3 separate regions of the Homo sapiens genome follow, and all the other regions are linked to region 1. Evidence: chromatin loops called from intact Hi-C (ENCODE). Cell type or tissue: Calu3. All regions are shown on one strand. Region 1 overlaps FGF2 (fibroblast growth factor 2). Region 2 has its middle 44 kb from the start of FGF2. Region 3 overlaps FGF2 (fibroblast growth factor 2).

Region 1 (8,000 bases):
TCCATTTTTATTCTTTATGTTTGAAAATAAATTATGGGGATCCTATTTAGCTCTTAGTACCACTAATCAAAAGTTCGGCATGTAGCTCATGATCTATGCTGTTTCTATGTCGTGGAAGCACTGGATGGGGGTAGTGAGCAAATCTGCCCTGCTCAGCAGTCACCATAGCAGCTGACTGAAAATCAGCACTGCCTGAGTAGTTTTGATCAGTTTAACTTGAATCACTAACTGACTGAAAATTGAATGGGCAAATAAGTGCTTTTGTCTCCAGAGTATGCGGGAGACCCTTCCACCTCAAGATGGATATTTCTTCCCCAAGGATTTCAAGATGAATTGAAATTTTTAATCAAGATAGTGTGCTTTATTCTGTTGTATTTTTTATTATTTTAATATACTGTAAGCCAAACTGAAATAACATTTGCTGTTTTATAGGTTTGAAGAACATAGGAAAAACTAAGAGGTTTTGTTTTTATTTTTGCTGATGAAGAGATATGTTTAAATATGTTGTATTGTTTTGTTTAGTTACAGGACAATAATGAAATGGAGTTTATATTTGTTATTTCTATTTTGTTATATTTAATAATAGAATTAGATTGAAATAAAATATAATGGGAAATAATCTGCAGAATGTGGGTTTTCCTGGTGTTTCCCTCTGACTCTAGTGCACTGATGATCTCTGATAAGGCTCAGCTGCTTTATAGTTCTCTGGCTAATGCAGCAGATACTCTTCCTGCCAGTGGTAATACGATTTTTTAAGAAGGCAGTTTGTCAATTTTAATCTTGTGGATACCTTTATACTCTTAGGGTATTATTTTATACAAAAGCCTTGAGGATTGCATTCTATTTTCTATATGACCCTCTTGATATTTAAAAAACACTATGGATAACAATTCTTCATTTACCTAGTATTATGAAAGAATGAAGGAGTTCAAACAAATGTGTTTCCCAGTTAACTAGGGTTTACTGTTTGAGCCAATATAAATGTTTAACTGTTTGTGATGGCAGTATTCCTAAAGTACATTGCATGTTTTCCTAAATACAGAGTTTAAATAATTTCAGTAATTCTTAGATGATTCAGCTTCATCATTAAGAATATCTTTTGTTTTATGTTGAGTTAGAAATGCCTTCATATAGACATAGTCTTTCAGACCTCTACTGTCAGTTTTCATTTCTAGCTGCTTTCAGGGTTTTATGAATTTTCAGGCAAAGCTTTAATTTACACTAAGCTTAGGAAGTATGGCTAATGCCAACGGCAGTTTTTTTCTTCTTAATTCCACATGACTGAGGCATATATGATCTCTGGGTAGGTGAGTTGTTGTGACAACCACAAGCACTTTTTTTTTTTTTAAAGAAAAAAAGGTAGTGAATTTTTAATCATCTGGACTTTAAGAAGGATTCTGGAGTATACTTAGGCCTGAAATTATATATATTTGGCTTGGAAATGTGTTTTTCTTCAATTACATCTACAAGTAAGTACAGCTGAAATTCAGAGGACCCATAAGAGTTCACATGAAAAAAATCAATTTATTTGAAAAGGCAAGATGCAGGAGAGAGGAAGCCTTGCAAACCTGCAGACTGCTTTTTGCCCAATATAGATTGGGTAAGGCTGCAAAACATAAGCTTAATTAGCTCACATGCTCTGCTCTCACGTGGCACCAGTGGATAGTGTGAGAGAATTAGGCTGTAGAACAAATGGCCTTCTCTTTCAGCATTCACACCACTACAAAATCATCTTTTATATCAACAGAAGAATAAGCATAAACTAAGCAAAAGGTCAATAAGTACCTGAAACCAAGATTGGCTAGAGATATATCTTAATGCAATCCATTTTCTGATGGATTGTTACGAGTTGGCTATATAATGTATGTATGGTATTTTGATTTGTGTAAAAGTTTTAAAAATCAAGCTTTAAGTACATGGACATTTTTAAATAAAATATTTAAAGACAATTTAGAAAATTGCCTTAATATCATTGTTGGCTAAATAGAATAGGGGACATGCATATTAAGGAAAAGGTCATGGAGAAATAATATTGGTATCAAACAAATACATTGATTTGTCATGATACACATTGAATTTGATCCAATAGTTTAAGGAATAGGTAGGAAAATTTGGTTTCTATTTTTCGATTTCCTGTAAATCAGTGACATAAATAATTCTTAGCTTATTTTATATTTCCTTGTCTTAAATACTGAGCTCAGTAAGTTGTGTTAGGGGATTATTTCTCAGTTGAGACTTTCTTATATGACATTTTACTATGTTTTGACTACCTGACTATTAAAAATAAATAGTAGATACAATTTTCATAAAGTGAAGAATTATATAATCACTGCTTTATAACTGACTTTATTATATTTATTTCAAAGTTCATTTAAAGGCTACTATTCATCCTCTGTGATGGAATGGTCAGGAATTTGTTTTCTCATAGTTTAATTCCAACAACAATATTAGTCGTATCCAAAATAACCTTTAATGCTAAACTTTACTGATGTATATCCAAAGCTTCTCATTTTCAGACAGATTAATCCAGAAGCAGTCATAAACAGAAGAATAGGTGGTATGTTCCTAATGATATTATTTCTACTAATGGAATAAACTGTAATATTAGAAATTATGCTGCTAATTATATCAGCTCTGAGGTAATTTCTGAAATGTTCAGACTCAGTCGGAACAAATTGGAAAATTTAAATTTTTATTCTTAGCTATAAAGCAAGAAAGTAAACACATTAATTTCCTCAACATTTTTAAGCCAATTAAAAATATAAAAGATACACACCAATATCTTCTTCAGGCTCTGACAGGCCTCCTGGAAACTTCCACATATTTTTCAACTGCAGTATAAAGTCAGAAAATAAAGTTAACATAACTTTCACTAACACACACATATGTAGATTTCACAAAATCCACCTATAATTGGTCAAAGTGGTTGAGAATATATTTTTTAGTAATTGCATGCAAAATTTTTCTAGCTTCCATCCTTTCTCCCTCGTTTCTTCTTTTTTTGGGGGAGCTGGTAACTGATGAAATCTTTTCCCACCTTTTCTCTTCAGGAAATATAAGTGGTTTTGTTTGGTTAACGTGATACATTCTGTATGAATGAAACATTGGAGGGAAACATCTACTGAATTTCTGTAATTTAAAATATTTTGCTGCTAGTTAACTATGAACAGATAGAAGAATCTTACAGATGCTGCTATAAATAAGTAGAAAATATAAATTTCATCACTAAAATATGCTATTTTAAAATCTATTTCCTATATTGTATTTCTAATCAGATGTATTACTCTTATTATTTCTATTGTATGTGTTAATGATTTTATGTAAAAATGTAATTGCTTTTCATGAGTAGTATGAATAAAATTGATTAGTTTGTGTTTTCTTGTCTCCCATTTCTTTGTGTCTTCTTGTCTATGAATTCTTTTTTCTTTTTTTTTGTTGGGGAGGGGCAGGTGGAAAGATCTGATCTTGGAATAGGGATAAATATAGAAAAATGGATTAAAAACAATTATGAGATGACATGGACAATATTCTTATGGCTGACATGATTACTTTTCTTCCTGTTAGAGTTCTATCTATCCATCACGTGATAAAAGAAAAGAATGAGAAATTATAACATACTCATAAGGGAGCTGTACCTTTGGCTAGTACCCTATATTCTTCATTCATAAAATAAGTTATGGTCCTTTTACTGGTTTGCTTTGTGACACACTCATTTCCTGGATGAATGCTTCTTAAAAGAATGTGTCATTTCTCAACTATGCTAGGTTGGAGACCAGTGGCATGGTTCCCAGAGTTTCCATAGACTGTTGATTATGTGGGTACAGAATTCAGGCTTTCAGTGTCTGGGCTAGGCTTGACATTAATTTATAAAGGATATTATGCTTTACTTTATTAATGTAGAAATATATCTGTAAATATACCTCTATATCAATGCACTGTCTTCTAGATTCCATTTGGAAATATTCCCAGAAGGTTTATTTCTCCAGAAACTATGCAGTCTTTGTCTTGACAAGATGTTGAACTTTACCACCATAAATTCCATTTACTTTTTGAGACAGGGTCTCATTCTGCTGGCCAGCCTGGAGTGCAGTGGCACCATCAGAGCTCACTGCAGTCTTGACCTGCCTGGGCTCAGGTGATCCTCCCACCTCAGCCTCCTGAATAGTTGGGACTACAGGTGTGCACCACCACACCTAATTTTTTTTTTTTTTTTAGAGATGAGATTTCACCGTGTTGCCCAGGCTGGTCTTGAACTCCTGAGGTTCAGGCTATCCTCCCACCTGGGCTTCCCAAAGTGCTGGGGTTACAGGTGTGAGCTACCATAACCAGCCTGCAAGTTCTGTTTCTAACAAAAGAAAAGTTATAATGGAGCAGACCAATGTTTCCTAAAAACAATAAAAGTCAACTTTAAAAATCTTTGACCATAAATGATTAGAGATTGTTAATTAAATCTGGAGATGAACTTATTAGAAGGGGGAAAATGCTAGACATAAGGATTGAAAACAGCTCACACAAATTTGATTTTGACTATTTCATAAACCTTTTATATGGAAATATTAGGTATATGTTTATGCTGGTAAGTATTTTGTGACATTTTATGGCACCACTTAGGTTTTTAAAATGCTTACTTCTCCCCTAAAAAAGTTTGAGCCTGAGTATAGTCTTAAGCAGTAGACAGTCCTAAGCTATGTGGTTTGTGAAAAATCTAGTTAATGTCCTAGATATGATCAGTAGTGAGATGAGCATGTCTTCCCACTTTTTTTTCTTTATATCAAACAATTCCCATTAGCTGTGTTTGGCAATATAACAACAACATTAAAATACTAATGCTGGGCACAGTGCCTCACATCTGTAATCCCAGCACTTTGGGAGACTGAGATGGGAAGATCACTTGAGCCTTGGAGTTCAAGGCTGCAGTGAGTTATTGTGCCACCGCACTCCAGCCTGGGCAACAGAGTGAGACCCCAGACGCTATGCCAGGTCTGACCCACAGTCTCTGACTGAATGACGGATGAAAAAATGCACTCAGGCACAGATCACAGATATCCAATGAAAGAGCAGGCTGGGGACTGGGCCACTCATAGAAAGAGTTGCAGTAGCCACGGCCCTGACAAGCCAGTGCTGCGGGCATTTACTCAGTACAGATTTAATGACAAAGGCCTTGAGTCAACACAGTTGTGGGTAATTAACATGGTCATGCACCCCCGCCACCCCCCCCCCGGCCCCCACCACCACTGCCCCAGAGAGATTAGTCCTGTGCGCCAACGGTTAACTTACCTAGATCAGGTTCTTTACATCCCCATGTTACCTAAACTAAGCTTTCAGGCACCAGGTAAGAGAATCTGGCTGCCTTCATCCAAATCCTTTTCCGAAGCTTTTGTAAACCTTCCAGCCTTCCAAGAAGGTTTGCATCTTTCTACAATTTTTGCCACCACCCTGACCAATCTCCTACACTATGCTAAATATTTGTATAAGAATTATGCACATTTAAACTTCCTTTTTTTCCTTCGGAAATCCTTTTCCGAAGCTTTTGTAAACCTTCCAGCCTTCCAAGAAGGTTTGCATCTTTCTACAATTTTTCCCACCACCCTGACCAATCTCCTATGCTATGCTAAATATTTGTATAAGAATTATGCACATTTAAACTTCACAATACTCCCATGAGAGGCTATAATTTGTTCCCACTTTAGAGGTGATGAAACACTTGACTGGGGTCACACATCTAGTATGTGATAAACTCAGTGTTAAAATCCAGGCAGGCTGGTTCTAACCATCTTTTAAGAAATTGTAAAAGTCGATTTGATATTTTCTCACTAATCCTTAGTGACTGTCCACTGCTTTTTCATATACCTTTTAATCTCTTCCTGGGACCTAATTGGAACATTCTATGTAAATCCAATTAGATTCTGTGTCTTAGACTTACACTTTTCCAGGGCTCACGAATGTGGACTACAGTTTAGTGCCAAATGTCTTTGTATCTATCTGTTGCTTGTGATTTCCCCATCTAGAATGTTCTGATTGGCATGGAATTTATTTCTTAGCTAGTGATCTTTTATTATTCTTTCTTTCCAGTATATTGTTTTATGGCAAAAAAATTACTGAGGATTGGTTTTGAAAATGTAGCCTATGAGATTATGTTTTCATCTTTGTTCTCCCTTCCTATAAAAGAAGATGATATCTCTATGCCTCAAGTGTAAAATTCCATGATCCTTTTTTTTCCTAATCTCAAAAAAGGAACTTTCCACTCTCTTGTGAAACAAGTATTCTAAAATGCTCTTGTGCTTAGCTGCTTTGTTGGGTGCTACTCAACATTCACATATATGACCCCTCCCTGCTTTGAGTTGGTGAGGTCTAGTTCCTTTAAGCATATCTGATTTTCACATACTACAAAAGGTATAGTAACCTTTTAACTTATAAAAATATGTGATTTTAACCATATTAAAGCATATCTGATTTTCACATACTACAAAAGGTATAGTATCCTTTTAACTTATAAAAATATGTGATTTTAAACCATATTTAGATTAGTTCCATCATATTTTGGAATGGTGAATGGTATGACAATTTTCCTATACATTTGCCAATTACAAGTCTGATGTTCTTTGTGTGTGTGTAGCAGTAAATGGAAAACAGAAGACAGTGTGGATGATGTAAGGGTGGTCTCATTTATCACTCTGCAATCCTTCCTTCCCCACTGTTAGAAATTGCTAGCCCAAGAAATAATCATTTTGGCTACTAAGAAAGGGTAAATTTTCTGATGCATTTTTTAGAGATATTAACAGAATGTAAGATACTTTCTCTGTTAAAGCATGTTCAAGTTTAAAACCACTATTTCTTTGAAAACTTATCCTGAAGATAAACTCGTTTATTTGAGGGTTTCTAGAATGGGTGAAAGGAATGATTCATTTTCTGATTCTTTTTCTGTTTTCCCCGTTCCACAGACATCTGCTTTCCTAAGCAGAGGATTCATTTTAAGACCTTCCCTAGGCATGGCTACTGAAATCCTAACCAGAAGTTTGTATAAACACAACCCTTAAAAGACTACTAATTTCTTTCAGCCATATCTCCAGAACTCAGAGCAAGGGCACAGACCTGCTAGCCTTTTCCCTTTGGTTCTCATATATATGTGACCCTCTTGTTCTGTCTTTACTCCAACTTGGTCAGATGCCAGAAATTTGGTTATCTTTTATTTTTCATTGTTCTAGTCTTTAATAATCCTATCGCCTTTTATAATTCAGACCTACTGTATTTAGATAAATCTCATTAGATACAATATTATCACTGTTACCAATGAGACAGAAGCTACCACAGAGTGTCTCATAAGTTTGTTCATTCATTCAATAGAAATTTATTGCTTGTTAGGTGTTGGGCATACAGAAGTTAATGTATATGGCAAGCATAAAGAAGTTAATGTATATTGGGCATACCGAACATAATGTACATGGCAAACCCAGTCATTCTTTTTATCTTGGCACCATGTGTTTTTCTTAATAACACTTATCTCCACCTTACATAACATTTATTCATTTTATTATTTGTATCTTACACATTTGAATGTAAGCTCCATATGTAGAAACTTTGCTTAACTCCATATGTGGAAACTATACATCTGTTCACTGATGTATACCTAGTGCTTAGTGCACCATGTATTTTTCTTAATAACACATCTCCACCTTATATAATATTCATTCGTTTTATTATTTGTATCTTATGCATTTGAATGTAAGCTCCCTATGCAGAAACTTTACTTTGTTCACTGATGTGTACCTAGTGCTTAGAACAGTGTATACAGCAGAGTATGTATAAGAACTCAGTAATATTCAGTGAATGAATTAATGGGTCCCTACCCTTAACTCTTGAACACCCAGTTTATGGGTTTAAGTCACTGTTAGGTCCTTTATTACCTAAAATATTGGGGTAGGGATGAAGGACTGGAATATGTGTGTAGGGAAAGAGAAAGGACATGTGAATGTCAATTTAGATATGTGTTTGAATTTGTG
Region 2 (8,000 bases), 120 kb before region 1:
GCCCACCTCCATCTGAGGAATCACTATCTATGGCAGCTATAGCCTTAGGAAATGTACTTCTTAAATCATAAGAATTGAAAGTTGAAATTACTTATTGATCCATGGGCCTGCAGAATGGATGTTGTGTTAACAGACATGAATGCATAAATCTTGTATATATTCATCAGAGCTTTTGGGTGACCAGGTTCATTAAGTTAAGTAGTAATTCTTTTTTTTTTTTTTTTTTTTTTGAGTCAGAGTCTTGCTCTGTCACCCAGGCTAGAGTGCAGTGGCGTGATCTCGGCTCACTGCAAGCTCCGTCTCCCAGGTTCATGCCATTCTCCTGCCTCAGCCTCCCGAGCAGCTGGGACTACAGGCGCCCGCCACCACGCCGGCTAATTTTTTGTATTTTTAGTAGAGATGGGGTTTCACCATGTTAGCCAGGATGGTCTTGATCTTCTGACCTTGTGATCCGCCCGCCTCAGGCTCCCAAAGTGCTGGGATTACAGGCTTGAGCCACCGCGCCTGGCCTTAAGCAGTAATTTTTTAAATGAATCTTATTTTCTGAGCAATAGTTTCAAAAGTGGACTTAAAATATTCAGTAAACTATGCTGTAAATAGATGTGCTTCATCCAAGCTTTATTGCTCCAATGAGAGAGCACAAGCAGAGTAAATTTAGCATAATTCTTAGGGCCCTAGGATTTTCAGAATAGTAAATGAGCTTTGGCTTTCACTTAAATTCACCAGCTGCATTAATCCCTAACAAGAGAGTCAGCCTGTCCTTTGAAGCTTCGAAGTCAGGTATTGACTTCTCCTCTTTAGCTATGAAAATCCTGGATGGCATCTTCTTCCAAGAGAAGGCTGTTTTATCTAAATAAACATCTTTTCTTTAGTGTAGCCACCTTCATCAATTATCTTAGCTAGATCTGGATAACTTGCTGCAGCTTCTATATCAGCACTTGCTGCCTCACCTTGCACGTTTATTGTATACAGGCTGCTTGTTTTGTTAAACCTCATGAGCCAAGCTCTGCTAGCTTCCAATTATTTTTCTGCGGCTTCCTCACCTCATTCAGCCTTCATAGCAGTGAAGAGAGTTAGGGTGTTGCTCTTGGTTAGGCTTGGCCTAAGGGAATGTTTGATCTCTCCAGGCTACTCAAACTTTCTCTACATCAGCAACAAGGCTGTTTTGCTTTCTTATCATTCTTGTGTTCACTGGAGTAGCACCTTTCATTTCCTTCAAGAATTCTTTTTTTTTTTGCATTCACAGCTTGGCTAACTGCTTATCACAAGAGGCCTAGCTTTTGGGCTATCTTGGCTTTTGACATGCCTCTCTCTTTAGGCTGAATTATATCTAGCTTTTTATTTAAAATGAGAGACATGAAACTCTTCCTTTCACTTAAGCACTGAGAGGCCATTCGAGGGTTACTAATTGGCCTAACTTCAATATTGTTGTGTCTCAAGGGATAGAGAGGCCCAAGGAAAGTAAAGATATGGGGGAATGATTGGTTGGTAGAGCCATCGGAACACACACATCTATCAATTAAGTTCACCATCTTATATGGACATGGTTCATGGTGTCCCCAAAACAGTTACGATAATAACATCAAAGATCATCGATCACAGATCACCATAACAGAAATAATAATAATAAAAAACTTTAAAATATTATGAGAATTACCAAAATGTGACACAGAGACATGAAGTGAGCTCATGCTGTTGGGCAAATGGCACCAATAGACTTCCTCACTGCAGGGTTGCTACAGATCTTCAACTTGTAAAAAACACAATACCTGTAAATTACAATAATGCAGAGCACAATAAAACTAGGTATGCCTGTATTCAGCTTCTCTTTCCTTATAAGTTCAATTCTCTGTTCTGTTTTTCTGGGATTTTTTGAAAATAAACATGTAAGAAAATCACAAAGAATAAACTGTCATCATTTTCCATCCTTCTAATTTCAAACAGGTGCTGGCTGCTCCCTCTTCACAGTGTTTCTGATATGCGGAGCCAGAGGGGTTTTCTGATTTAAAATAGTAGTGACAATCCTGAAACTTCTGTGTTTTGGTCTTTTTTTCTCAAAACCACAAATTAATATTTTGTACCTTCCCTAATAATTACTATGTAATAGTATCTTGTTATGATTAAGACAATAATATCTACACAGAAAGAACAAAAAAAAAAAACTGGTATTCAGATCCATTATCAGGAAAAAAAAAAGGAGAAAAATGTATTTTCCTTCTCATCTATAGCAAATATGGCAAGAAGTTTCTTAACACACTTAGAAGAAAAAGAAAAGTGAAGTTAAAAAAGAGAAAAAGAAGGACACTGTCCAAGCTCAGAAGATTCTTGACTTCGATGAAGTTGTAATATAAACAGTTTAGGGGAACATGGGATTTAAAAGCAATTTTAAGTGTTGGAAAGCAAACAGCATTTCCATGAGACTATCATTGGACCATTTACCAATGTCAGTTCCCGCTTTTAGAGCTAATCATGAGCCTTCCATTACAAGTTCCTAGCCAAGCTGATCTAGTCCAGCTTAAGGTTTGTAGTACATCCTTTCCCAAGTCAACAAAACAAAACAGAACAACAACAAATACTGTCACTAAATGAACATTTCATTAGATATCCCTTTCCCAGCTAGATTTTTTCTTGCCCTGTTACAAAATTAAACAAGTTATTTCTTCTGGGTTCCATGTTTGAAACTCTCCGGTAGATAGGGTTGTTGTAAAGATCAAAAAGACACTGTATATGCAAGCACTTTTAAACATACGAAGAATCATACAAATATATGACAAATAGTATTACCAAAGCCACATTGTAATATGCGGATTTTTTCCTTTTGTTTTCATTTTTCTCTTTTATTCCATTACTATTTTCTTAATAACCAAAACTGCTATGTCGGAATTATAAACTGCTATGTTGAAGTTCAGTTAGGTTGAAAACGAACATTTTTGGTTTTGGCTTTCAGTAAAACTAACAAAAGTACTCAACATTGCAAATTTTTACCCTCAATCGAGGCTGATGTGCTAAAAAAGATCAGAAAACAGAATCTAAAGATGCCATTTTCTAAAAAGTAGTTTTTCTCCTCAGTTTTAATGATTATGAGTTTCTTTTGTTGTTCTTGTTGCTGTCATTAAAACTGCCATGGAAGTAAAATTCCATAAAATGGCATGCATTCCATAGAAATCTCAATTTATACTTCAGGGCAATTTGAGTTGTTACAAATACCATTTTACTGGAAAGAAATCAGTGGCCATGATAAATTATTTATTTTCTTAGTGTTTGCAAACAAAAACCTCTTTTGAGAAACAGGGTATGTATAAAAGAAGGTAAAGAAAACAAGAACAAATTGTCAGATGCCTACAGACACAGGGAGTATGGTCTGTGGTTTGTGTCTCATTCCTAGGGGGTTCCGCTTAGAAGAGGTACTACAGCAAGCACACAGTTTGTGTATTAAACATGTAAAAATGAAAAGCCAAAGTCTGGGCCAGGCGTGGTGGCTCACACCTGTAATCCCAGCACTTTGGGAGGCTGAGACAGGCAGCTCACCTGAGGTTGGGAGTTTGAGACCAGCCTGACCAACATGAAGAAACCCTGTCTCTACTAAAAATACAAAAATTAGCCAGGCATGGTGGCACATGCCTGTAATCCCAGCTACTTGGGAGGCTGAGGCAGGAGAATCGCTTGAACCCAGGAGGCAGAGGTTGCGGTGAGCAGAGATCGTGCCATTGCACTCCAGCCCGGCCAACAAGAGCGAAACTCTGTCTCAAAATACACACATACATACATACATACATACATACATACATACAAAAATACAAAAATTAGCCAGGCGTGGTGGCGGGCGCCTGTAATCCCAGCTACTCAGGAGGCTGAGGCAGGAGAACCATTTGAACCCGGGAAGCAGAGGTTGCAGTGAGCCGAGATCACGCCATTGCACTCCAGCCTGGGTGACAGGGTGAGACTCCGTTTCAAAAAGGAAAGGGAAAGGGAAAGGGAAAGGAAAGGAGAAAAGAAAAGGGCAGAAAATATGTAACACACCTTAGAAAAATTTGTAACTCAAAGGACTAAAATGTTTATCAAAGCACTGTGCTAGAGCTTGCTGGCCAGTTTACACTCTGTATTGGTCAGTTCTTCTGTATAGAGGTTTCATAAAAAGTCAAATGCGCATTCCTCACTGTTGCCATTGCCAAAATTCCTAAAATTCCTGTCCACACTAATAGGAGCTATTGTCATCCTAATGACTCTAGCTCCACCAGGGATCCAGAGCCAAGGATGCCAAACTAGTGACACAGAGGCAGCTAGTGCTGCCCGTGCTTTCCCCTCAGTACCCAGGGCCCTCGCCTTGCTGTGTGCCTGCCAGGTCTTGCTGCTATCATCTCCTTTTCACCCCATTGAAACTTCCTCCTCAGGCCAGCCTCTGTGGTTTAGGCAGTGTAAAATTCTGATAATTTCTTTGGAGTTAATAAGCTAATGAGAAAAGTAAAATGAGCCTTCCTCTATCCTAGCAAACGGGCCCAACTTCACAGCAACCTTCTGGAGCTATGTGACAGTGCTGTTAATTGAATCTGTCTCATGCAAAAAAGAAACAGCAATTATGCAGTTCACTGTGAATAGAGCCCCGTGCTAAGCTTTGCTGGGGGCATTTAAAATTGTGTGAGACATTGGAGCGATCTTCACAAGCTTCAGTCTGGAGAAGAAGATAAACATGAGCACTGCTACCTACAATTAAAGTAAACATGTTACCAAACCAATCTGGCCACTGTGCAAGCCTGACCATGCAAAAAAGCCCTGTGCACTTCATCCTGGACCTCTCTGAGAACCATGAAGGCTGTGAGAACTCTGTGAATGGGACCTCCCTTCAGCAACTGAAGCCAGTGTGATGATCAGCTAAAAAGAAGAGTTTAAAATCTTTTTAGAGCCAACCAGAGATATGAACTCAGAATCTGGCTTCACTTGGTGAATTTCCTCCTTCCTCCTCCACACCTAGCCCTTTAAATTCCTGCTCCTAGAAATCAGCTGAAGTAATTTCTTAAATGCCATGTTAAATTAAGTTTAGCCTAAAGGTGCCTCCTTTCATATTTTAAATTCACCCTAAAGGTTTCTCTGCAAGTGATGAACTGTAACCTAACTGGATGTGTAAAGAGACTGCAACCTATTCTTGTACCATTACCAAGTTTCTGCAAATCAAAGGCAGCCAACTGTTCAAACCGATTTTAAGTAAGGCAAATGCCAAGATGTAACCAATCCAGTTGTTTTTCTGTAGGTCACATTTTTTCTGTCTGTAAATACTCTCCAATCACATGGCAACACTGGAGTCTCTCTGAACATATTCTGATGTGGGGGGCTGCCAAATTCACAAATTGTTCTTTGTTGAATTAAACTCTGTTAAATTTGATTTGTCTACATTTTTTTTCTTTTTGTTTAAAGTTTTCTCTTTTAACAGATGTCATCAAAAGTGGGACCCCTGCTAGAACTGATAAATGAATTTATTAAAGTTTCAGGATACAAAATCAATGTATACAAATCAGTAGCATTGCTATACACCAATAGCAGTCAAGCTGAGAAATCAAGAACTCAACCTCAGCCAGGTGCAGTGGCTCACGCCTGTAATTGCAGCACTTTGGGAGGCCGAGGCGGTGGAACACTTGAGGTTAGGAGTTCGAGACCAGCCTGGCCAACATGGTGAAACCCCATCTCTACTAAAAATACAAAAAATTACCTGGGCATTGTGGTGGGCAACTGTAATCCCAGCTACTTGGGAGGCTGAGTCACGAGCATCACTTGAACCCAGGAGGCGGAGGTTGCAGTGAGCCGAGATCACGCCATTGCACTCCAGCCTAGGCAACAAGAGTGAAACTCATCTTAAAACAACAACAACAACAAACTAAAAAAAGAACTCAACCTTTTACAATAGCTGAAAAAAACAAAACAAAACAAAACCACAAAAAAAACACCAAGGAAGGTGAAAGGAAGTGAAAGACCTATACAAGGAAAACTACAAAGCACTACTGAAAGAACTCATAGACCACACAAACAAATGGAAACACATCCCATGCTCATGGGTAAGTAGAATCAATATTGTGACGATGACCATACTGCCAAATGCAATCTACAAATTGCAGTCTCCATCAAAATACCACCATCATTCTTCACAGAACAAGAAAAAGCAATCTTAAAATACACATGGAACCAAAGAAGTGTCCGCATAGCTACAGCAAGACTAGGCAAAAAGAACAAATCTGGAGGCATCACATTCCCCAATTTCAAGCTATATTATAAGGCTATAGTCACCAAAACAGCATGGTCCTAGTATAAAAATAGGCACATAGACCCATGGAACAGAATAGAGAACCCAGAAATAAAGCCAAATATTTAAGCCAACTGATCTTCAACAAAGCAAACAGAAACATAAAGTGGGGAAGTTCACCCTATTCAACAAATGGTGTTGGAATAATTGGCAAGCCACAGGTAGAAGAATGAAACTGGAATCCTCATCTCTCACCTTATACAAAAATCAACTCAAGATGGATCAAAGACTTAAGTTTAAGACCTGAAACCACAGAAATTCTAGAAGAAAACATCAGAAAAACCCTTCTAGACATTGGCTTAGGCGAAGACTTCATGACCAAGAACCCAAAAGCAAATGCAACAACAATAAAGATAAACAGATAGGGCTTAATTAAACTAAAAAGCTCCTGCACAACAAAATAAATAATGATCAGAGTAAATAGACAACCTACAGAGTGAGAGAAAAATCTTCACAAACTGCATCAACAAAGGAATAATATCCAGAACCTACAAGAAACTCAAGCAAATCAGCAAGAAAAAAAAAATAACCCCATCAAAACATGTGCTAAGGACATGAATAGACAATTCTCAAAAGAAGATATGCAAATGGCCAACAAACATATAAAAATATGCTCAACATCACTAATGATCAGGGAAATGTAAATCAAAACCACAATGCAATATCACCTTACTCCTGCAAGAAACGCCATAGTAAAAATGAAATTTAAAAAAAAAGGAGATTGGCATGTTAGATATGAGTTCTAAATTTCTTCTCAAAGAATCAATATGTCAGTATGTTCAATTCTTTGCCTTCTACTTTTAAACTTAACTTCCTTATAAAGGGACTTTTTTCAATTACTTGCTCCACCCTGACTCATTTCAATCACCTGCTCCACCCTGACTCATTTCAATCACCTGCTCCACCCTGACTCATTCCAATTACCTGCTCCACTCTGACTCATTCCAATTACCTGCTACCTGCTTCCCCTTACTCATTCTCCACCCCTCATAACCATTTTCTCCCATCAAACCACCACCCTGTTACTGTCTTTAAATTAGCCAATCGGAATTAGTTTAGCCTGTGCGGTCTAACCCTAGCCAATAGGGGAATGACACAGCATCAGGGGCCACGTGCGTCAGGAATAAGAACCCCTTTCCCTCCCTCGTCCACATGTGCGCTCACCATTGCTCCATCTGTTAAGGCCGCATCCTTCTATAGAAGTAAGTTGCCTTGCTGAGAATTAAAAAGAAAATTTTATATTCGGGTGCTATTTCTTTTGCGGCACCAAAACTTTACTTATAACAGTGTGGATATGGTGAAAAGGGAACACTTTTACACTGCTGGTGGGAATATAAACTAGTACAACCACTATGGAAAACAATGTGAAGATTCCTTAAAGAACGAAAAGTAGAACCACCATTTGATCCAGCAATCCCACTCCTGGGTATCTACCCAGTGGAAAAGAAGTCATTATATGAAAAAGATATTTTCACATGCATGTTTATAGCAGCACAATTCATAATTGCAAAAATATGGAGCTAGTCAAAATGCCCATCAATCAATGAGTGGATAAAGAAAATGTGGTATATATATATACCATGGAATACTACTCAACCATAAAAAGGAACTAAATAATGGCATTTGCAGTGACCTGGATAGAGTTGGAGACCATTATTCTAAGTGAAGTAACTCAGGAATGGAAAACCAAACATCTTATTTTCTCACTTAT
Region 3 (8,000 bases), 65 kb before region 1:
ATTTTAACATTTAGTATGGATTAAATTGTGAGTGCAATTTCTTCCCCAAAAGCTGGCCAGAAGGACTGGAGTTTGGGGAGGGATGCTTTGAAGACTGTGATATAAATGATGGGGTCCTGGAGAGGTGCAGGGGAAGAGGAGGCAGAGTGGGAAGCTGTGAGGTAGGAAAGAGAGGAAAATTTTCTAAAAGAAGAGGTAGGAGAAGATGACACAACACAAATGTTTCCAATTTTTCAGTGTTGCTGAAGGTCAACTGTGCTTCACACCTGGGCATTCTCCTGAATTTGCACTCAAAAGGGCCCATTTTCTGGCGTTTTTCTCATAGTCCTGGAATAATCTTCATTTGACATGAGAGTCTTGATAAAAACAAGATGTTAAAAGTGGTTAGAGAGTTTCTCCTTCTCCAGCATGTGCGCTGCACTCCTGCCTTTCTTTTGGCATCCTTAACTTTTGGCAGGCCTCTTTCAATGCGGTGGGAATGGATAATATTAAGTATGTACTCTAAAGTAGCAAGCTGTGTAAAAACATTCAGAAGAGAGAACACTTTATCCCAAGCAGCACGTACAACATGTGGTAGAGTATAGTAAGTGAAATGTATGCTGCTTATGTACACTTAGTATTCAATTTATTCCAGGTGCTCTTATTTACAAAAAAAAAAAAAAAAAAAAAAAATGAGAGTAGTTAGAAGTACTGTATCTACCCTTGGGCTTCTCCCAGGAGGTGACTGCCTGTGTGCCACACTTCTTTGCTTGCAGGCTCCAGAGGACGCTGAGACTTGGAAAGGCAGACCTGCCCACCCCAGTGTGGAGCAGGGGTGGCTTGTAGGTGGGCCTGACCCCTGGGCTCTTTGCTACTGCATGTGTTCCATGCAACCCCAAGCATAAAAACATGGACTTGTGAAATCAAAGGGAGGCTTCAGACCTTCTGGTTTACCCATCTCTTTTTACAGAAGAGGATACTGAAGCTCAGAAAAGTCACCAATTACTCAAGTTCACTTGTGGGTTTCCTCTTTTTTTATCCTGAATGAGCTTCTTACCACCTGGTCCCTTGCCTTCTCTTCCTGCCATCCCTCAGCCTCAGTGCGCTCTTCATTCCACCATAGAGTGTGCCCTGCTGGACCCCACTTTGGTTAGGCTTCCTCCATTTCAGGGTAGTGAGCTGCTAGCCCCTTTGAAGAGTTCTTACTAGTTTACGGGTGCCTCAGGTTGATTTCCTGGGGTTTTGGATAAAGCCACCTTTCCATCTCTTCACTACTGCCTTTGGGGTAAATAGAACCATTGATTTAATAATACACGTACTAGATTCTCTCCCCCCACCTCTCTTTGGTAATATCTGGCAAGTGGATAGCAATAATTTTACTTAATGAACGTGATATTTACTGTAATAAATATTGGGTGCAGTAAACAAATGAAGTCAGAATCTAATAGCTCATTTAATCTTGGAAATCATGTAATCAGTACAGCAATGAAAGGACAATTCATGAGTCATAGATATTACCACACCTTAGGAGCCTTTTAAGATGAGTTTGATGCCAAGTGACTTCAGCCTAGAAAAGGCAATATCCCCTCATGACATGCCCTGAGGGGTTTCATTTGTTTATAAAATGACCGTTATGTAATTAGACTTTGACAATGGTGTAACAATTGGGTTTTAAGTATTCTCATTTTGATTTATGATGCCATTTTATGTGGAAGGACATAATTTTAAAGTTTAATTAGAAAATAAAATGTTACAGATGTAATGAACAAAACAAGAACGGTTCTTTAAATATCATAAGCATAAAATTGACTTTCTTCATCTATACACTGATTCTGAGAACTCATCATCAGTGATGTTGAAAAGACAATTTAAGGTCTCACATTATTGGAACTACTATTTTAAAACCACGAGATGCCTGTACAAGCTGGTAATTACACATGTGCTGTAGTCTTTGCTTGTTTTTCCAATTCTAGTGTTTGTTGATTTTCCAGATACCCTACTTGGGCCCCTATGTCCCGTAGCACACGTCTGTAAGAAGGCTGGCATGGGATAAAAGTCTATGACCATGAAACGGAGCAAGGCAAATCTGTATCTTTGGGGCACATATCTTTTTCTTTTTTTCTTTTTGAGACACAGTCTTACCCTGTCACCTAGGCTGGAGTGCAGTGGCACAATCTCAGCTCACTACAACCTCTCCTTCCTGGGTTCAAGCAATTCTTCTGCTTCAGCTGTGATTACAAGCACCTGCCACCGCACCCAGCTAATTTTTGCATTTTTAGTAGAGACGGGATTTCACCATGAATTTTCCTGGCTGGTCTCGAACTCCAGACCTCAGGTTATCTGTCCACCTCAGCCTCCCAAAGTGCTGTGATTACAGGCGTGAGCCACCGTGCCCAGCCTGGGGCACAAATCTTAACCTCATCAGGATATTCTGTCCAAACAAATGTATTTTGTTCTGTTTTATTTTTGAGTTTGTCCTTTTCTGTGCTCTGAAATTAGGATCTGGTCTAGTACTTAATTTGTATATTGTCAGTGCTCAATAAATAGTTAATGCTTGATTGTTTGCATAATAATTTGGAATAATGATTATCAGTGTAGAGTTTTAGCTGGATCATTAGAAAATGCACTTATGGCACTGTGATTTTAAGTGTTTCCTTGTTGTATCCACTGTTCAGTTAGCTCCTGCTTTCTCTTTTCTCCCTTTAATAATGACCGCCAACAAGGCCTTTTAAGCTAGGTTATGTATAGCCACAGGAATTTAGGAGAGGAGGAAAAGAAAAGTGGCAACTTCCAGGGGAACTCACCCTTTGAGCCATAGACTGTGGTTCTTAGAAGCCAGACCAGTCTCATTCTAAACACCTTCAGAATATTTTTAGTTTGAAGAAATTGGAAGGGCCTGGAGGCAACAGACAGCCAATATTCAGTGTTTATGTCTCATCCAGCTGTCTTCTGTCACTCTTCCTGCACAAGGTGACTTTTGACTTGACCGGTGTATCTTTGATACTTACTCATTTACAGAAATGTATAATGGATGTGTGTGTGTGTGTGTGTGTGTATGTGTGTATTTGTATTTTTATAGAGCTATTGACTTCTGCAATTTAACCTCTAAGATGAATTATCCAATAGAATTCTGAAATGAAAAGTTCACAGATTTTCAAGGTATTTTGGAGATTTAAAAATTGAAGAGAAGCTATGTGAATATTAAGTGTATGTTCCAGATATAATTGAACAATTGAAAGGAATGATCCTGGTTTAATTTATAATTAAGCTATACATTAATTTATAATGAAAACTTGTAATTAAATGATAACTCAAATTAGCCAAGAAAAAAGTATTTTTTAAAAGAAATTTGTACAGAGTAGTAATGATCTGGCTGCATTCTGTGAACAGATTATTCTCTGTTCATAATTTAGGCACCTTAAGATGCTGGCACCTTAAGGTAGGAACCATGACTTCTTTATATAAATAAACATCATAAAAAGCTCAGTACTTTTTACTCAGAGAGTGCTCACTAAATGTCAGCTGATGAGGAAAACATTCTCTGTGGAACTTGCTGTGAAATAACTACTCATGAGGCATATGCTGTATAAAGCTTGGTCAAAGTTTACAGTTTTCTTGGTGTCTTGACATCTGTGTTTAGATACTTGGTCAATCTTTAAATGAAGATAATTATATATAGCAAAGTTATATTTGGGAAACATTTCGGAATTTTGGAGACTGGCTATTAGTTTTTCTTAGAATAATCTAGAGAAAGATGAATCATTTTTCAGGAAAAATTGTTTAGAACTTTTATTGGGAATTCTGATTTCCTTAAAAGTATTTAAGATTTTTATCATGTACTATTGTTGTAGGAAAATCCTGGTTCTTGTCACACGCCCAGGAAAGATTAGGCTCACAGACACTTTGGAGGGTGAGGGGTTATGGAATTTATTGGTCAGAAAGAAAAAAGGAAAAACAACACAGCAAAGCAATAGGGGTTCATATTAACAGGCCCCCATCTCACAGATTGATTCCCAAGTTACCACCCCGAACAGGAGAGACCAGTCTCCTCCCTGCAAAGGGCGTGAACTTCTGTGGCTCCACCCCATTCTCCCAGTGTGCAGGCCATTTGGAGGTTCTCCAGGGACCCCTTTATACTTGGCTGTCCTGTCTCACTATGCAATATAAAACTTTCTCAGGTATGCTGTGCATTGTTTTTCATTCTTATTTTCTTTTGTGAATAATATCCTGGAATCAGTACGTTCTTCTACATCATCTCCTTTTCTTTTTTTGAACTCTTTTAAATTCTAGATTCTGCCCTCAGTATTCCACTTAAATCATTCTTATGAGAGCACCAGTAGTCTTCTAATTTAATCATGTGGCCTTTTCCAATTTTTCATGCTACTCTGACATGTGGCAGTATTGTCTGCCTCTGACTTCTTGATAATTCCTTGGCTTCTATTACATCACATCAACCTGGTTCTCCTTTTGAAACTGCCTTTGCAAAAGTTATATCTGAGAAAATTATGACACTGCCAGAGATATGACCTAGCCCACTCCCCTCCTCTTGCCTTTAGCTTTCAAGCTGCCTTAATCATTTCTGGGCTTAGGCCCAGATAACTTTGGGAGATAGTTTAAAGGATAATAAGCCTTCCCCAAAACTCAACTGCCTTTATAAAGCTAATGAAAGGCCCTCAGGCTTCAGGGGAGGACAGGAATCTGAGTTGTGCTAAGGTGTAGACGTATTAATAGATTGCCACTAGTGCACCAATAGTGGTGCAGATAACACCACTATTGTAGATTGGCCTTTTGAGATATCTTTTCAGGTTTTTTGCATGTCTGACACCCATGGCTCCAGCTGGACCTGCTAAACCACTCCTGTGGCCCCACCCAGGAATGGTTCCACTCAAGAGGACAACTTTGACCCCCTATTATTTCATCTTCAGCCCAATGAATTATCAGTAAGCACCCATTGCATAGCAATCCTCACCCTTTCCCCCAAACTGCTGTTGAAAAACTCCTATCCCATGAGCTGTGGATGAGATTGGTTTGAGTACTAACTCTATCTCCCATGTGGCTTTGCCGGCCTTGTGTTTATTAAACTCTTTCTTTACTGCAATGCTGTGGTCTTTCCTTGTGCAGCAGGCTGGAAGAACTCCTCAGGCGGTTATACTTTTGCCCATCCAACTGTCTTTTTTTCCACTTTCTTCTGTTTTTTTTTTGCATTTGTATTCCCCCAAGGTTCTGTTTTTAGCCTTCTACTCTTCTTTCTGTGTACTTGTATTCCTTCAGAAGATCATGTATTGTCTCTGTCTCTGTCTTGATTCCCCATCTCAATTTCCCACTGCTTGGAGGGCAGACACACTGCCATAGCTTCAACTTAACATACATAAAACAGAACTTAACACCATTTTCTCAAACTAGCACCCTTTCCTCCTGAATTTCTGCTTGTAGTGAATTATTATTCTTGTCTCCAAAGCTAGACACCATGGAATTGTCTTTGATGCCTTTCTCTACTTCTTTCGTATATATCTCTCTAAAATGTTTCCCAGCCATAGTGATTTCCTTGCCCTGCCTCTTGATTTAATGACCTCTACTCTCCTGCAATTTTAAGCACTAACCAGACCTACCTGGCTTTCCTTCTTAAACATGACCTACCTTATTTCTTACTGTTTACCATCCATACCTTCCTGAAGCTGTAGCACTCTGTGCTTTAATTATAGTCTCTTTAATGTGTCATAACGATTACTGTCACAATGATTGGCCTTTCTTCATGTGACTCTTGTTTTTGAAAAATCCTTCTTTTTCTTATCAATTTCTCTCTCACAACTCCTCCCATCCTCACCTTTCTCTGGAAAAATCCTTTAAGATCCAGCCCAACAGACTTCTTTGTGAAACTTTCCTCTACCTTCCCAGGGAGAATTAATGGTTTTTACTGTTTTCCCATATACTTGGTACATAGTCTGAACACAGAACTTCATGCTTTCTGTAATAGTTAGTGGTTTATGTGTCTGGCTTCTGCACTGGGACTGTGAACTCTTTGTAGGCAAGCACTGGATCCCATTTGCTGCATCTATCCTCACACACAGTGGCCACTCAAAGAATGTTTGTTAAATTGAAGATGTACTCAATAAATTAGCCAAGTCTCTTAACTTCCTTTCTGACCTTCCCTTCACGTCTCCTGTCTTCCTTGTCATCTTAGCCTTTAACCAGGCAGTTTTCCTTAAGCTGAAATGTCCTGTCTGTCCTCGTACCTTATCCCATTTCCAGTCATGCTTTGGGCCTTATTTCTTTCACATCATCCTGTATCCATCTTTCCTTTTCTGTGTGCTATCTAAAAATTCTCTCTAATAGCTTGTTGTATTTTAATTTTATGTCCCCCAGTTTTACTGGAAATTCCTAGCTGGCAAGAAATTTTTATTTTTAAAAAATCCAGACCACATTACCCAGTAGTTCTTTACTCTTTCCTATTCTGAGGGTCTGAGGCTGAATTTACTCATCCCAGGGTCCTTTTGGCTTCATTGCTGAATGAGTGACCAGTCTGAGTCCCATGAAAAGGTTCACTCTATATTTGTTGAATGGGCAACAACTTCAAATAAGTATAAATACTATAGTATGAGGCATATAAAATGGTAAATTGAATGCAACAGCACTGTAGTTCTTTTCTGCAAACACCTTTAACATTATTCAAGGGAAGCAATAAAGGCAAAGCGTAGTCATTTGTTGGATCACTTTTTATTTTGGAAACTTTTCAGCTGTTAAGTAACATATTAATATTTCTAGCCAACATTAATGCTCAGTTCTAGAACTGGTTATAGTACTCTAATTAAGGAACGCAGACCTGGGAATTCATACCTGATTCAGACACTTCAATCCTTACGTCAGTGTGTCTCTCTCTTACTCAGGTCTAAAACCAGTGAATCATTGTAAAAGTTAGTATTGGGGACTGTCTGGTACCATTGTTAATATTTTGGGCTGTGATGAAATGGCATGGATAGTTTCATCTGAAAATTTATTCAGATTTATGACCCAGTATTCATCACAACAATCTGAAAAACTCTTAAGAGGATAGAAATTGTATGACAAAGTGAGTCACAGTCTTTGTGATGTGATGTCTGCAAGGGTGGGTGGGAGAAATTACTGAATGACCAGTCTCATTCTACTCCTTTCTAAGCTGAATCATTTTGTAAATAGAAAACAATTCATAAGTTTTTAGGTGGCCTTACATCAATAGGAAATGGAAGAGATTAAAACGGTCAAATAATGCTTCCATTTAAAAAATTACTTTTGGAAACATATCACTTGATAAACACTTTGCTTTTGAATTAGAAATGCAAATAATCTTTCTACTGCCTGCTATATATCTTTTAATCCAATACTTGCTGCATGTCTTCATGTATTCTTACTTTTTCTATTAATTATGTTACTTTTCTTGCCTAGATTTTTTTTTTATTCTACCAAGTGTCATTTGACCTTTCGTCTTATAGCTATTTCTAGTGTTGGCTCATTTGGAGATGGGGTGTGTGTGTTTGTGTGTTGGGGAGAGGTGTCATTTACTCACTGGCTGGATGACTACTTGAATTGGATGGGGACTCAAGAGAAAAAGGTCCCTTTGATTTTGGAAATTCTGATTCTGGGATGGTATCATCTTGCATTTTGCATTGTGGGTCCTCTTCTGTTAACTTTTCATCTAAGCTTTTCTCCGAGTCATATTTTACCTTTAAATGTAAGACTTATTAACATTATTTCCTTATCTTCTTTGGGGTAAGGCATTTATTTAAAAAAAGCTAAGTGAAAAGAGAAATATTCTATTTTGAATGTGTTTCTAAGTGTTAGTTCTCCTTACATATTTATATATATCTACATTACTCTGAACTCAGTAATGGGAGTATAATTGAAGTGAGATTGGGAAGATAATTTTGTTAACTGTTTTAATTGAGTGTACTAATGTATAAAGACATAGACAGAAGGTGTTGGATTGAAAAATAACGAATTACAGAGACACCCTCAGCTGTTAAAGGATGAGAAAAGTGAGACATAGA

Evidence for each region. A loop is a pair of places that touch in the nucleus more often than their neighbours do. Peaks named below come from ENCODE experiments on the same cell type or tissue, not always from the same donor. Only the 100,000 strongest peaks of a DNase experiment are listed, where the experiment ranks them.
Region 2: a loop joins it to region 1, with 2.0 times the contacts of the local background. A loop is called at or near these places in 2 of 110 quality-filtered maps.
Region 3: it touches region 1 in a loop (2.1-fold over the local background); 15 of 110 quality-filtered maps call a loop at or near these places.

What each region holds. Positions count from the first base shown.
Region 1 is chr4:122,894,848-122,902,847 of GRCh38, forward strand. FGF2 (fibroblast growth factor 2) reads left to right here. Exons shown (of 3, transcript NM_001361665.2): 3 at 1-3,389. It overlaps NUDT6 (nudix hydrolase 6), which reads right to left. Exons shown (of 5, transcript NM_007083.5): 4 at 2,777-2,831. Among named protein-coding and RNA genes, the nearest start is that of NUDT6, 24 kb to the right of the region's middle. In Calu3, no CTCF peak of the experiment used is centred here; a DNase peak (open chromatin) is centred at 3,784.
Region 2 is chr4:122,779,272-122,787,271 of GRCh38, forward strand. No RefSeq gene overlaps it. Among named protein-coding and RNA genes, the nearest start is that of FGF2, 44 kb to the right of the region's middle. RefSeq lists enhancers at 5,045-6,040, 6,813-8,000, 7,126-7,185, 7,283-8,000. In Calu3, no CTCF peak of the experiment used is centred here; DNase peaks (open chromatin) are centred at 4,300 and 7,220.
Region 3 is chr4:122,830,169-122,838,168 of GRCh38, forward strand. All of the region lies in intron 1 of FGF2 (fibroblast growth factor 2), which reads left to right. Among named protein-coding and RNA genes, the nearest start is that of FGF2, 7.3 kb to the left of the region's middle. In Calu3, no CTCF peak of the experiment used is centred here; no DNase peak of the experiment used is centred here.